Regions from separate parts of the Homo sapiens genome. Here region 2 is linked to region 1. Evidence: chromatin loops called from intact Hi-C (ENCODE). Cell type or tissue: mammary epithelial cell. All regions are shown on one strand. Links, peaks and the distances in the headings refer to the core of each region. The heading gives the core; the rest is flanking DNA.

What was found. A loop is a pair of places that touch in the nucleus more often than their neighbours do. Peaks named below come from ENCODE experiments on the same cell type or tissue, not always from the same donor. Only the 100,000 strongest peaks of a DNase experiment are listed, where the experiment ranks them.
Region 2: a loop joins it to region 1, with 8 times the contacts of the local background. A loop is called at or near these places in 13 of 110 quality-filtered maps.

Annotation. Positions count from the first base shown.
Region 1 is chr6:27,478,121-27,481,043 of GRCh38, reverse strand. It overlaps TRS-AGA2-2 (tRNA-Ser (anticodon AGA) 2-2), which reads right to left and starts at 2,232; the gene lies at 2,151-2,232. TRD-GTC2-6 (tRNA-Asp (anticodon GTC) 2-6) reads right to left here and starts at 1,370; the gene lies at 1,299-1,370. RefSeq lists a silencer at 1,258-1,317. In mammary epithelial cell, for the core only: no CTCF peak of the experiment used is centred there; DNase peaks (open chromatin) are centred at 1,503 and 2,203; H3K4me3 peaks cover 1,659 bases; H3K27ac peaks cover 1,223 bases.
Region 2 is chr6:27,331,426-27,334,348 of GRCh38, reverse strand. TRX-CAT1-5 (tRNA-iMet (anticodon CAT) 1-5) reads left to right here and starts at 1,293; the gene lies at 1,293-1,364. RefSeq lists a silencer at 1,289-1,368. In mammary epithelial cell, for the core only: no CTCF peak of the experiment used is centred there; DNase peaks (open chromatin) are centred at 1,228 and 1,408; H3K4me3 peaks cover 1,031 bases.

The DNA of each region.
Region 1 (2,923 bases), core at 95-2,594:
TTTGGATTTCGCCATACCTTTCCATTTTATATTGTCGTTGCTGTTTTGAAATTTAGTACCATTTGTTTTCATATTCCAACATGTAATCATTACGAAACAATGTTGTTTCAGGCATTCACTCTTTATGTAGCTTTTGTCACATGTTATGAATTTTCTTGCTCACTTATAACATTTTGAATCCCACTCCTTCATCAGTTCTAAATTCCTATTCATTAATGTAGTCGTCACTCTTGTCATATGCATTGTTCAAAATTGTATATTTGCCCTTTTACATTTTAATTCGTATATTTTCATTTATAGTTTTATTAGGCTTTTCTCCTTTTAACTTTCCATTCTGAAATTATTTTAGACTGACAGACACAGTACATGAATAATACAGATAATTCCTGAGCACCCTTCACCCCAATTCCCTCAATATTAGCACATTAAGGATATTCCTATATTTTCTTTTCCTTCTCTCTCTCATATATATACATAAATGTATATTTCTGAACTATTTGACAGTGAGTTTGAAGACACATACCTCCCCTTACCCTTAAATACGTATTTTGTAAATAGGTGTGAATTTTCTTAAAGACATTTTGTTCTATAACCATAGAACAATTAATACAATCAGGAATTCACATTCATAATATTATAAAATCTATAGACTTTATTGAGATTTCACCAACTATTTCAATAATGTCCTTTAAGATAAAAATTCCAGACCATATGTTGCTGTCATATCTTTAAGATCTTCTATAATGTGGACTATTTAGTCAGCCTTTCTTTGTGTTCTGTAACTTTGTTATTTTATTTATTTGTTTATTTATTTATTTATTTATTTATTTATTTTTCCTCCCTGCTTGCCTGTTACTAGGTTGATGCAAAAGTAATTGCAGTTTTTGAGGCGTACAAGTCAGTTATTTTGTTAAAATCTCCCTCAATATGGGTTTGTCTGATGTTTTCTGATTTAGATTACATATTTTTGCCAAGAATACCACAAAAGTGACGTTGTGCTCTCATGAGCACATCCTGTAAAAAAGGTATATAATGTAGATTCGTCCCAATACTGATTCAATCACTTGGGTAAGATGGTATCTACCCGGTTTCTCCACTGTGATGGAGATTACAGTGCAGAGTGGAAATTTTCTTGCTATTACAGAACCTCATGATTTCTACAGCTTATGGTTTTTGCGATCAGTATTTCGTTGGTTTGAAAGAACTCTGCTAAAGAAAAAGAGAACCCAACATTTGCCCAGAAGACTAGAGACTGTGTTTACCGGAAGTGTGCTTTTCTAAAAAAAAGTTTAAGCCTCCTCCCCGTCGGGGAATCGAACCCCGGTCTCCCGCGTGACAGGCGGGGATACTCACCACTATACTAACGAGGAATTGACGTGAAAATGGAGCTCTTAGGAAATCCCTGTGAAGTTACTCGCTATTGTCCATCTTTCTTTGCTCTGTAGTCACACGTTTCCCCTACCAAATATACGCAAGGCAATTCAGCGAACGTGTCTCCGCCCAACCGCGAATCCTCTCCAGTTCCTCCTTCATTCCTCGGACGCTTTGTCAGACCCTTTTAAAAAAGAACTCTCGCTAGCCTCCTTTGTGACGCACTGGTTTCCGTCTATGTTCAACCATGGTTGGAGCCCTAGCTAACATAGGAGTTACAAATCCCGAAAGGTGCATCGGTTGGTTTCAAAGACAGGAAAAGCAGAGGTGGGACCAATACCTGCGCTCCGTTGAGGTAAAATAGATAAAGAGTCTGCAGATGTATTTTTAAAGTTCAGGATGCGTCAAGTGGCACGCAGAAGCTTTATCACGAGTTCCCTCGCCCCCAAACTGAAAGCAAATATGACATCGTATTTCCTCTCTGAAGTAAATACGATTCCTCTCTGTTCTCAGTAAAACATCCCGAAGTCGGCAAAAGTTCAGGCTGCGTTAAGTGGCACGCAGAAGCTCTATTACGAGTTCCTTTACTCCCAAACTGAAAGCAAATATGACATCGTATTTCCTCTCTGAACTGTTCTCAGTAAAACATCCCGAAGTCGGCAAAAGTTCAGGCTATGTTAGGTGACACGCAGAGGCTCTATCACGAGTTTCTTTACTCCCAAACTGAAAGCAAATGTGAGATCCTATTTCCTCGCTGAACTGTTCTCAGTAAAACATCCCGTAGTCGGCAGGATTCGAACCTGCGCGGGGAGACCCCAATGGATTTCTAGTCCATCGCCTTAACCACTCGGCCACGACTACACGAATGGAGAAGGCTCCCTTCACATCTTTAAACAGAATTTACACCAGCTAACTGACAAGAAACGGTCAAAAGAACAAAATACGGTAAAAATGGTTTCCTGGGCAAGAAACTGGAGTCTGCGAGTTCATTAGAAACTCTAACGTGAAGTGCAAGTTGGATAAGACAAGCCAACCTCTCTGGGGCAGCCGCAAGGAGTCCTTGCCCTATCAGCAGTACCGTTTCCAGAAAACTAGAGACCACTGTACCTCTCTCACCTGGACCCAAACTGACCCCGCAAGGAAGTGGAATCAGACCCTCACCGTAAATCTGGGCCTGACACATTTAGTTTTTGTTTGAAACTTCCTCTCATTGAGGCTCCTTGATGAATGCTAATGGCTTTCAAGAAGGGACTAACTTTTGATTTGTGTCTGAACTGGAGGGCCAGAAAATGATGCAGAAAAGCCTACTTGCACTTTCTTGCTCTGATGAGGTCCCTAAGTCTCTAGGCTCACACCAACCCAAGGGAGTATATCTACCCGGTCTCGTTTGCACGGCATTTTGCATTTCACAATGCGCTTCCACGCTTCAGTTGGGTTAAGAAAGAAATTTATAGATTGTTCATGAGTTCCCATGGAACCAGGTTACCTATCAAAAGGAAGATCCTACTTTGATTTTTGGCCAAGGCAGACGCTCCTTCTCTCAAAATCTAAC
Region 2 (2,923 bases), core at 173-2,672, 150 kb after region 1:
AGCTTACATTACTAATGATAAAACATTTGCAATATTCCAGAATGACCCTGTCTAGCGTCATCATAAAGGAAGCTACAAACGAGAGCTGGTGTTCAGGGACTTCCTAAAAGCTCTGTTCCCTGATTGATATAAGCTACAAGAAGAGGAAGATCTTATCTTTATTAGTTTATTATTATTTTTTCGTGTTTCTGTCAAAACGGCGCCAAAAGGGATCCAATCGAAATTGCAGCTGTCATGTAATAATTTGAGCTACACATCAGGTTTATCCTCTTTATTTCAGGGGCACCGTTTTTGTTTTGCTTAAAATCTTGTGCCTTTGCAAGCAAATGAAAAAACTCTCATTTGATCATTACATATTTATACATGTATCGAAATATCACTCTATATCCCATATATACGTACAATACTTACTGTCAACTAAACTTCTTAAAATTACACTGCTATCACGAACAATTTCATTAAAGTCAGAAGTTGGAAGTTGTCAAGCTCATGATAATGGATACAAGTTTTGCAACATTCAAATTTTTTGCTAGAAAGCCCCAATCTTATCATTGGTCACAAATACTGTCAGTTGTTTTCCTTGAAGTGGCAGGCTCACTTGGTTAATTAAAAATTAAAAAAAAAAAATCATGTCTGTCAAATACCAAGTCTTAATAACCATAGCTTCTTAATCATTCTTTCAAATAAAAATGGTGTTTTCTGAAAAAGCCACTAGTTATGCTTGCAACGGAATAAGTTGGAGGAGTGCTTTTTCGGGAGATAACATTGTGCTGAGGTATGCAACAGAAGTCCTTTATGTATACTTCCCATTTCGTCACACAGAACACACACAACTCGAGTTGAACTTTAATAAAATTAATCATTTTTACTGCATCAAGGGGAAAACATCTCTTCTACGGTTGTCTATGAAATTTTTTGACAGAAACAAATAAGACTGTTAACACGATTCCTCTCCGGTGGCAGCTGCGTTCGCTCCACGACTGCCTGGATTCTACTCGAGAAGACTACACCTAGTGTTTTGCTTGGCGCCCTCCTCCTAGGCTCGCTATGATAAACGAGTGCTTGCTAAGAGGCTCAGACGATCTTTGGCAGGTTGGAAAAGCACAGATCTGGAGGTTATGACCTGAGGCCATCTGATTATCGGGTAGCGAATCTTCGACTTGCTTGGCAGAGATAGGGACAGTGTAAACGATCAGATACAAAATGAAATAATTAGACAATGAAAATTTTGTCGGTACTGAAAGGTGATTTTGATGATTGAAATTAAGATCAGTGGTCTTCAGAAACCGCTTAGCAGAGTGGCGCAGCGGAAGCGTGCTGGGCCCATAACCCAGAGGTCGATGGATCGAAACCATCCTCTGCTATGAGTTTTACAGCTAAATCGACACGCAAAAAACAAAAACCAAGTCCCTAGGTTTTCATGCATTCAACAGTTTCTGAAAACCCTCATTTCTGCTTCTGCTCTTTGTTATGTGTTTCTTTCCCACCTTTGAAATCTCACCATTCTCCCAAAACTCACCTACTTCACTGATCCACACCGTCCTACATTGGAAAATTCCTTTCCTCCCAGGTGTCGGACAAACAAAAGCATACGCTCAGCTGAGATGCTTTTTTATTACTACGTTGTATAAACCCACATTTACTTCTGTTAATTGCCAGGACATTCTCTTCCTTTATTAATTATTTGCTTTAATAAGTATTTGACAACATATAATAACTTTATTGTTTTAAACTAGTTGCTCTCCACCTCTCTGCCTTTGTCATTAGTTTTGTTGTTTTTCTTGGTCACCAGAAAAGTCTTTTTTTGGGTGCGAATGTTAAGTTCAATAACTATTTGCTGAAGGCAATCAGTTGGTTCCACCTCTTCAGTCTTACCTTTTACAAATCTTAGGTAAATGAGTAAGGACTGTTGTATTGATCCTATTTACATTAATCCTATATAAACCAGTTTGATTTCTTAGACTTAGTGCAAAAAAAAAAAAAAAAAAAAGAAAGAAAAACAAACAGGTAACAGCTCACTAGCGAATACAAGTAATGTTCAGAGTACATGAATACACTTCTGTTCAATGAATTGACTCCATGGAATTCAAACCACCTCCTTAGCTGTCTTTTCTGAGTCCAATAATTCATTTACAATACCAGTCAACATTAGTGATATGTGCTAAAATCATTTCTCAATATGAATAAGCATATCTTCTTAGGACCTATGTGGCTTGGTTGGTACAATACCAGACTTTTACTTTGAGAGTAAAGGGGTCAACCTCTTGCCCAAATGTAGTGGCAGACCAAGTGCAGTGGCTTACACCGGTAATTCCAGCATTTTGGGAGGCAGAGGCAGGTGGATCACTTGAGGTCAGGAGTTCGAGACCAGTCTGGCCAACATCATGAAACCCTGTCTCTACTAAAAATACAAAATTAGCCAGGTATGGTGGTGCATGCCTGTAGTCCTTGCCACTCAGTAGGCTGAGGCATGAGAATCGCTAGAACCAGGGAGGCACAGGTTGCAGTGAGCCGAGATCATGCTACCACACTCCAGCCTGGGCAACAAAAGCAAAACTCCATCTCAAAAAACAAAACAAAACAGATGTAGTGGCGTTTTCTGGTTTGTGCAGTAAGGTTTCTCTCTATGTATTTGAGTGGGCATACTTAAGAAACCATACCCGAAGTGTCTCATACATACTTGGATGTGATTTAAATGCTAAATTCTGGAACCCTTAGGCCCTTTTGGAAGGTGACGAGTGTATTTTGTGAGAGAGACTGGGGTCATAGGTGGACAGAGGTCCTATCTGGTAGGCAGCCTCTAAGATGACCCCCAATAATCTCTACCTCCTGGTATTCTTGCCCTGGTGTAGTTCCCTATGTACCAGGGGTGGTCTTTGTGTCTAATGTAAGTGATAGATAAGCTCTAGAGGGAAGCCAGTTA